Regions from separate parts of the Homo sapiens genome. Here regions 1 and 3 are each linked to region 2. The links are chromatin contacts, found by Hi-C or POLR2A ChIA-PET in ENCODE. All regions are on one chromosome and are shown on one strand. The core of a region is the stretch at or near the end of the contact, and the rest is flanking DNA. Distances in the headings are between cores, read along the strand shown.

Region 1 (2,812 bases), core at 22-2,521, 2.0 Mb after region 2:
GGGACCTGCAGCCCGCCATGCCTGAGCCTCCCACCCCCTCCATGGGCTCCTGTGCGGCCCGAGCCTCCCTGACGAGCGCCACCCCTGCTCCATGGTGCCCAGTCCCATCGACCACCCAAAGGCTGAGAAGCGCGGCCAAATGGCGCGGGACTGGCAGGGAGCTCCACCTGCAGCCCTGGTGCGTGATCCACTGGGTGAAGCCAGCTGGGCTCCTGAGTCTGGTGGGGACGTGGAGAACCTTTATGTCTAGCTCAGGGATTGTAAATACACCAATCGGCACTCTGTCTCTAGCTCAAGGTTTGTAAACACACCAATCAGCACACTGTGTCTAGCTCAGGGTTTGTGAGTGCACCAATGGACACTCTGTATCTAGCTACTCTGGTGGGGCCTTCGACAACCTTTGTGTCTAGCTCAGGGATTGTAAACGCACCAATCAGCGCCCTGTCAAAACAGACCACTGGGCTCTACCAGTCAGCGAACGTGGGTGGGGCCAGATAAGAGAATAAAAGTAGGCTGCCGGAGCCAGCAGCGGCAACCCTCCTGGGATATTCTTCTGCAGTGTGGAAGCTTTGTTCTTTCGCTCTTTGCAATAAATCTTGCTACTGCTCACTCTTTGGGTCCACGCTTTTTTTATGAGCTGTAACACTCACCGCCAAGGTCTGCAGCTTTACTTCTGAGCCAGCGAAACCACGAACCCACCAGAAAGAAGAAACTCCTAACACATCCGGCCATCAGAAGGAACAAACTCCAGACGCGCCACCTTAAGAGCTGTAATGTAACACTCACCGCGAGGGTCCGCGGCTTCATTGTTGAAGTCAGTGAGACCGAGAACCCACCAATTCCGGACACACTGGGAGCAAGGGGCCACCAGGTTGCTTAAGGAGGGGTGAACTGACTCAGGTCAAAAACGGAGCAGTTCAAAACTCCCGTTCTGATCAGTAGTGGAACCGCACCTGTGAGTAATCACCGTACTGCAGAATGGGCAACATAGTGAGACCCCCATGTCTAAAAATAATAATTAAAAATTTAAAAAGAAAAGGATTTCCTGTGGAGGATTTTCAAAATACACTGGCCTAGGTTTCTGTCCCAGAGATTTGGATCTGGGCCAGGGCCCAGGTGTGTATTTGAGGGGTAATAAATGAAATTAATACATGTACAGTGCTTAGAAGGGCTCACATTATCATGCAAAAAATGTTAGCTCTGTTATTCATTGTTATCCAAAAAGTCTATTGAGTATCTACTCTGTGCAGCACCGGAAATACACTGATAAGCCCACATCTCTGCTCTTTCAGAGCTTACAACGTGCAGAGGAAAAAACAAACAACAAAAAATAAAAAAAAAAAATTGAAACTAGCAAATTCAAAGAGTGCTATATCCAGTCTGCCCTCAAACCCCTGCCTTTTCTGCCTCCTAGGACTATCCTCTTCTCTCCTCCCACTGCCACTGTCCTGGTCCAGGCCGCCATCACCTCTCACCAGGATGGCTCCAACAGCTCCCAATTTTCTCTGCCTGCAGCCTTGCAGCTTTCCTCACAATGCAACCAGAGGGATTGTCTAAAAGGCGCATCTTCCTCCTCTCCTGCCAGTTTCCAAATCTCTTCTCCAAGTGTGCTGCCGGCAAATTAAACAAGACAACCAACCCAGGCTGGAGTAGATCTTGCGGGTTTCTTTCATCAACATCACACCTCATTAGGTTGATTTGTGTGTTTCCAGAGTTGCCTGTGCTGGGTGAGTGTGTGTATTTTGAACACCATCTAGTGGACAATAGGGCAATTTATTTCCAGGCTATGGAATGAACTCCCCAAGCCCTAGTCAATCTTTCGAACTTCAAAGATTTAATAAGTAGCCAGATTTTAAAAGCAAAGATTGTTCTTGACCCCATAACAAGATCAGAGTCAAAGGCAACTTGCAGCCTGCTTCAGAAGCTCCACTCTGCCAATAGGCCAGAGGGAAAGGAGGAGTAGGGTGGTGCCAAATAGAGGTAACTTTGGCCGTTAAGATCCTTTTGTCCTCACCCCAGATGCTGGTTCCTTGCTCTCCCTGTAGCTTCAGATTCTCAGCTGGTTTCCCATCCCTTTTCCTAAAAGGACAACAGCCCTGCCTAGCAGATTTCAAATTTCAGTCTACCAAGCACTGCTATTTCGCTCTCTCTCTCTCTTTTGTCTTTTTTTAAAGAGACGGAGTCTCACTCTGTCACCCAGGCTGGAGTGCAGTGGCACAATCACAATTCATTGCAGCCCTGAGCTCAAGCCATCCTCCCACCTCAACCTCTGGGACTACAGGCCCATGCCACCATGACTACCTAACTTTTTAAAATTTTTTGTAGAATGGTTGGGTGTGGTAGCCCACATCTGTAATCTCAGCACTTTGGGAGGGCAAGCCAAGGGGATTGCTTGACCCCAGGAGTTCAAGACCAGCCTGGGCAACATGGCGAAACCCCATCTATACAAAAAATTCAAAAATTATCCTGGCATGCTTGTAGCATCCTGCGCACGCCTGTAGCCTCAACTACTTGGGAGGCTGAGGTGGGAGGATCAGTTGAGCCTGACAGGAGGAGGCTGCAGTCAGCCAAGATCATGCCACTGCACTCCAGCCTGGGCAACAGAGCGAGACCCTGCCTCAGAAAAAAAAAATTGTTTTTGTCGAGACAGGGTCTCTCTGTGTTTCCCATGCTGGTCTCGAATGCCTGGCCTCAAGCAATCCCCCTGCCTCGGCCTCCCAAAGTGTTGGGATGACATCTGTGAGCCACCACACTTGGCCCCCAAGCACTGCTATTTCCCATGGTAAATTAATAAATTGGTGTCCTGATTTTC
Region 2 (2,983 bases), core at 119-2,618:
AGACACAGACCGGGGGACTCGGGCACTGCTCCTGGCTCTGCAGAAGGTGTGGGCCTTCTGCTTACTGCAGGCCACCTGCCAGGGTTCTCTGGCATCACGCTGGCAGCCATTAGACACACAGGGGGGTTTCTCAAATTCTAAATATAATTGTGATTAGAACTGTCAAACATTAAGAGGGTATACTGACAGATGCTTCCTAGAGGAAACTTTTGAAAGCCCCTGCGTTCTGAGTGGACCGATTTCTAAATCCATACCTACACACCAGGAACAGCGTGGTCACGTTTTTTTTAGCCATGCCCCCACCCCCACTTTGGAATGACAGGAATCTGTGGCTCCCAGCCCCCCCAGGGGTTTAGGTTACTCTGTCAAAGAAGTAGAAATATCCTATGGTGGGGAGGAGCGGGGGTGGTTGCTGTGTCAGGGATGGTCCCAGGCTGCCCATAGAAATGTCCTATGCATCCTATTGGGTCCTTCGATGGGGGAAAATGGGAAAGGCTGAACCCGTAAAAAGCCTCAGAGCTGCCCACCCCCATCCCGTTCGATCCCCAAAGTTGCACGAGCAGGGGCAAAATCCCAAAGAGATTAGGATTTATGTAGGGGCCTCTTTTCCACAGCGCCCTTACCTTTTCCAAGGAACCCCCCACCCACCCCTGCAGGGTCAAGCACTTTAACAGCCTGTGTCAGTCACTAGCAAGGCAGAATTCCAGAGTAAGCGTACTCCTACCTCGACAAAGCCGGAGTGTCTGCGCGAGGGGCTGCCTGGAACAGCATGCCCCTTTGGAGTGGTTCCCGCAGAAAGAATGTGGGCCTCCTGGAGAGCTGGTCCTGGAGGGATGCCCCCGTCCCATCCCCCAACTCCAATCATTCTGACCTTGGCCTGCCAAGGCTGTGAGGGCCGGGCCTTCCGAGGATACCCGCCCTGGGAAGCACGGGCTGAGGGGGTGAGGACGCACTAGGGGTATGGCGAAGGGCTCCAATGCCCCAGGCTGCGGACTCCCTTAGTCCTTGCAGTTGCTTCCGTGTGCCCCGCCCTGAGTCCCCATCCCTCCTTGCCCTGCCCCCTGCTCCATCCCTCCCCTGCGCCCCGCCCCCTGTCCCCATCCCTCCCCTGCGCCCCGCCCCCTGTCCCCATCCCTCCCCTGCGCCTGAGTCCTCCCCAGGGCAGGGGTAAAAGACCTGGCCACAAGAACCGGAGCGGTGGTGACGCCAGGTCAGCAAGTGAAAGCTCTCCAATTCCGTCCCGCCCGCGGGCCGCGTGACTGGCAGCGGCCAATCGGAGGCAAAAGCGGGTTGTTCCAAAAAAAAAAAAAAAAAAAAAAAAAAAAAAAAAAAAACACACAAAACCCACCCAGTCGCTTCCTGCTTCCGCCTCGGCTCCTCTTCCTGCCGGCATCCGGGATCCCTACGTCCCGCGTCCCCCGAGCGCTCGGAGCCTACGCGCCCAGCGCTACCGAAACCCAGAGTCCTGCGCCCTGGAGTCCCCGCGCCCCGGAGCCCGAGCACCCGGGAGTCCCGAGCCTCGCGCCCCGGAGTGCCCGAGCCTGCGCCGCCGCACCCGGATACCCCGCGTCCCCGCGAGCTGCCGAGGCCGCCCGCCGCCGCCCCGCGGACAGTACCGCCTTCCTCCCCTCTGTCCGCGCCATGGCCGCCCCCGACCTGTCCACCAACCTCCAGGAGGAGGCCACCTGCGCCATCTGCCTCGACTACTTCACGGATCCGGTGATGACCGACTGCGGCCACAACTTCTGCCGCGAGTGCATCCGGCGCTGCTGGGGCCAGCCCGAGGGCCCGTACGCGTGCCCCGAGTGCCGCGAGCTGTCCCCGCAGAGGAACCTGCGGCCCAACCGCCCGCTTGCTAAGATGGCCGAGATGGCGCGGCGCCTGCACCCGCCGTCGCCGGTCCCGCAGGGCGTGTGCCCCGCGCACCGCGAGCCACTGGCCGCCTTCTGTGGCGACGAGCTGCGCCTCCTGTGTGCGGCCTGCGAGCGCTCTGGGGAGCACTGGGCGCACCGCGTGCGGCCGCTGCAGGACGCGGCCGAAGACCTCAAGGTGCTCCTGGGCGGGGGTGGCGTGCAGGGGCGTCGGGGAGCCGGGGACTGGGGAGGCCTGGGCGGGTGGGAGGTTTGGGGGACTGCTCCGGGAGTAATCTGTCTCTGTCTAGGGCGGGGAGCTCAGGATGCAGCCTGCTGTGGGCCTGTGAGGGGGGTGTCGCGCAGGGTGGCTGTGGGGGCTCATGACACAGCCTGTTTCAACCAGGCCCCTTGAGGCTGGGACCATGGCCGCCAATGAGACCCTGCTCTCGGGGGTGAGGGGCGTACCTCTCATAGATAGAGGCTAAGAGAGGAAGGTGGAAGGTGGAAGGTGGTGGAGTGGGGGCAAGGAAAATGTGGCCATACCCTGGCCAGCAAGGAGCTGGAATCAGAGGAAAGTGGGAGAACCTCAGAGGTGGCCGATCCTAGATGGACTCCCTGCAGGGACTGTGTTAGCAGGTCAGTACTTAAGTCCTGGGAAAGCCCCAGACTGGGCAGGATGAGGGGGACACAGTCGTTTCCTCTCTAACCTCCCCTCCAGGGCTGCCCTGCATTTCTGGGTGGGGTACTGGGAGCCATCTCTGCCATCTGAGATGCCAGGGCTCAGCCTGCCTTTTCTCCCCTTGTCTTGCTGCTTAAAACCCAAATAAAACCCGAGCTGAAGGGCCTGGGGCACACGTTCCCTGGCCTGCGCTCCCTCCCGCTGTCCTCTTTCCTCGCTGACCTGCTGCAGGTGTGCTCCTGGGAGCCTACGTGTGGGGCAGATGGCAGCATCTTTGGAGCTTTCTTGATTGCACTTTGTGTGTTGCATCATGGTCACTTGTGTGTGCCAGATGAGCAGTTAAGGCAGTGTTAGAATCAGTACTGAGCTTGATCTGTCCCTATCACAGAGCAAACTTCTGGGATACTAGAATAAATCTGAATCTGTCCCCTTCTGCTTTGGATTTTAGCAG
Region 3 (2,942 bases), core at 438-2,937, 1.5 Mb after region 2:
TTATGACCAACTCATAAGCGAGATATATGTCATTATTAACATCGATAACAGAGAAAGGCCAAAGTAGGCAAGAGGCAAACCCCCCTTGGGGGGACGGTGAGCAGCTACGGAGGGGAGACAGGTGTGACATTATGCACCACAGCTCCAGGCACCCCAGCAGCAGCCCCTAGCCCTTGCTCCTCCTCCTCCTTGCTGCTCTTTCAAATAGACAGGAACAAGCCACTCACTCCCCACATGTGAACATGCTGGACTCAAGACTTGGCACATGGGCACTTCAACACCAAAGGGTACAGAGTTTTCCCCAAAAACCTGATACATCCATCCCACTTCAAAGCAACATGCCCCCAAGCCCTCACTCCAGTCTCTGCCCTGGAACCCAAGGCTCAACGTGGGCGTCGTGAGGACGCAGCTCTGAGGTGGGGCCAAGAACCAGGCCCCTTCTGCACCTGCGCCAGTCACCGGCTGCCCACAACCACATTCAGGAGAGAAGAACCTGAGGCTCACACACCTGAAGCAGCTTATCCCGAGACTCCAATTACCGCCAAAGGTCTTGGCTGAAGGCCTTGGAGGCTCAGGTGTCTGCAGAATTGGCTACAGAGGCATCAGAGGCTTCCTTACTGGAAGCTGGGGTCGGTCCTAATCAAGTTACTTCGTAGACAGCCTTGGCAACCCCAGGCTGTCGCTTCTGAGTTAAGTTAGTCTACAATCGTCTCTATGGAATGCTCTCAGGTTCTCCATTTGTAAATAGGGATGCAGTTACTTCACTCAACACCGTTCATACCTTTCAAAGGGAATACTTATTAAGGCAATAAACAGGGGTGAGGTCTGCTCGGAGGGATGGACAGCAGATCTAGAAGCCAGGACACTGGGGTCGAAGCCTGGCTCTGCTATATCGTACCTGGGCGACCTTGGGAAAAGTCACTTTAGCTCTGTGGCCTCAGTTTCTTCATCAGTAAAATTCAGAGGGGGGACTAGCTTCTGTCTCAGGTTCCTTCAGCTCCAAAAGCTTGCTTCTGGCTGTCTCCTCACTGCTGGAAATGCCTGATAAAACAGCCAAACACCGCTGCTAACAGAAACCGGCTCTAGGCTTGAGCCTGCGGCCCTGCCCCTCACGTGCGGGCAGAGCCCCCGCGCGCCTCCTTCCCGGGGAAAGCATGCCCAGGACCCGGTGCTAGAGGCCGAATGGACTCGGCGCAACGGAGGTCTCCGGCGAGAGAGAAGAAGAACAAAACGCCCCCGCCTGCTACACGCCTCAGAGACCCACGTGCACCGCTCCTTTAAATGCACCGGCCCTTTAACCGCTCGCGCCGCGCCCACCCCCAGCCGGGGCTCGGCGGCAGGCGGGCGCAGGGAAGTGGGGACGCAGTGAGGCCGAAGGCCTGAGGGCCGCTCCCCGCGATCCTTCCACGACCCAGTTCCGGGCCGGCCCAGCCGCCGCCTGCCGGGCACTCTCCTCTCTCCGCCCCCGCGCTGGCCGCAGAGGCCAGGAGCGCTGCGCACGCAGGGGCCGCAGACCCACAGCCGGGGAAGGGACCGTGGCCAGAGGCGTGCGGAGGGCAGGGCAGGGCCCTCAGGGCGCAGCCCCACCCCGGGCCCTCAGCGCCGCAGGCGACAGGGCCCTGGCCTGGGCACCCCCCGGCACCGCCCGCTCACCTGCTCTGCCGCCGCGCTCCAGCGGAGTTTACGCAGCTGGCTGAGCGCCCGGCCGGACCCGGCGCCGGCCCAGGCCCCGCCCCACGCCCGCCCAGGCCACGCCCGGTGGGCGACGCCGCGTTCCCTCGTCCACTGGGGCCCCACCTGGAGTCCCGGGCGCGCGGGGAGGGTGGCCTTCACGCCGCGTGGATGACAGGGTCATCCCGACGTCGGAACTAAGCGACGACCTTAGAAGGAGTGGAGGCCGGGCCTGTCATCTTCCTGCGGGCCTGGCAGCAGCGTGGGGCGGTAGGACATAGGCTTCGAGGACACTCTTTCTTGTAGTTTTGGGTCCACATCCCCTCCTCCTCCCGGTTGTTCTCACATTAAAGGAGCACTAATGGCCCAATGTGAGCTAACACCATGAGAATGTTCCTGGTCTGTTCCCTAGGGCGCTTCAGAGCCACCAGGAGCTCTGCATAAAATTGAACAGGAATAAATTGCTGCCTGACCTGAGAATTGGCCTAGGGGGTTGTGGTTCCAGGATTTGGGGTCTGTGGGGTAGGTTGAGATTGTCAATAATTTGGCGTTGTCTGAGTAGTTTTACTTTTTTTTTTTTAACTTAAGGTGAAATTCACATAACATAAAATTTACCATTTTAAAGTGGGCATTTCAGTGGCATTTAGTGAATTCACAATGCTGTGCAACCACCACCTCTGTCTAGTTCCAAAACATTTTCCTCATTCCGAAAGAAAAACCCCATACCCATTGAGAAGTTTCTTCCCAATGCCCTCTTCCCCCCCAGCCCCTGGCAATTACCAGTCTACTTCTGTCTCTATATTTACTTACTTTAGATACTTCATATAAACGGAATCACAGTGTGTGGACTTTTGTGTCTTTCACTTAGCATGTTTTCGAGGTTCATCCTCAGGTAGCATGTAACAGACTTTATTCCTTTTTATGACTGAATAGTGTTTGTGTGTGTATATGTATATGTGTGTGCGTGTGTGTGTGTGTATCATGTATGCCACAGTTTATTCATCTATGGACATTGGGGCTGTTTGCATCTTTTGGCTTTGTGAATAATGCTACCATGAACATGCATGTACATGTATTTGTTTGAGAGCCCATTTTTATTTGGGGAGGGTACATACATAGGGGTTGAATTGTTGGATCGCATGGTAATTCAATTTTTTTTTTTTTTTGAGACAGAGCCTTGCTCTGTTGCCCAGCCTAGAGTGCAGTGGCCGCAATCTTGGCTCACTGCAACCTCTGCCTCCCAGGTTCGAGCAATTATCTTGCCTCGGCCT

What was found. Hi-C counts contacts between places; a loop is a spot of excess contacts on that map. ChIA-PET counts read pairs that join two places held with the same protein, here RNA polymerase II (POLR2A). Pooled maps may share reads with other maps.
Region 1: POLR2A ChIA-PET joins it to region 2 with 19 read pairs in naive thymus-derived CD4-positive, alpha-beta T cell. The contact joins the enhancer-like site here to the promoter of TRIM11 in region 2. POLR2A ChIA-PET finds 5 or more read pairs at or near these places in 2 of 52 experiments (activated B cell and naive thymus-derived CD4-positive, alpha-beta T cell).
Region 3: a pooled map shows a loop between it and region 2 (3-fold over the local background). The contact joins the promoter of PSEN2 here to the promoter of TRIM11 in region 2. A Hi-C loop is called at or near these places in 5 of 50 pooled maps. POLR2A ChIA-PET finds 5 or more read pairs at or near these places in 2 of 52 experiments (GM10248 and activated T-cell).

What each region holds. Positions count from the first base shown.
Region 1 is chr1:226,423,615-226,426,426 of GRCh38, reverse strand. No RefSeq gene overlaps it. Among named protein-coding and RNA genes, the nearest start is that of PARP1, 17 kb to the right of the region's middle. RefSeq lists a silencer at 1,734-1,783. Within about 2 kb of position 1,271, at least 4 of the 41 ENCODE cell types and tissues checked have a DNase peak (open chromatin) inside an H3K27ac peak, as active enhancers do.
Region 2 is chr1:228,405,220-228,408,202 of GRCh38, reverse strand. TRIM11 (tripartite motif containing 11) reads left to right here and starts at 1,368. Exons shown (of 6, transcript NM_145214.3): 1 at 1,368-2,049. The coding sequence starts at 1,642. It overlaps TRIM17 (tripartite motif containing 17), which reads left to right. Exons shown (of 7, transcript NM_016102.4): 7 at 1-268. The coding sequence ends at 2. RefSeq lists enhancers at 1-465, 657-706 and silencers at 1,057-1,126, 1,267-1,356, 1,417-1,656.
Region 3 is chr1:226,869,361-226,872,302 of GRCh38, reverse strand. PSEN2 (presenilin 2) reads right to left here and starts at 1,687. Exons shown (of 13, transcript NM_000447.3): 1 at 1,654-1,687; 2 at 899-1,041. LOC105373119 (a long non-coding RNA gene) reads left to right here and starts at 1,753. Exons shown (of 3, transcript XR_949226.4): 1 at 1,753-1,941. RefSeq lists silencers at 1,225-1,274, 1,285-1,884.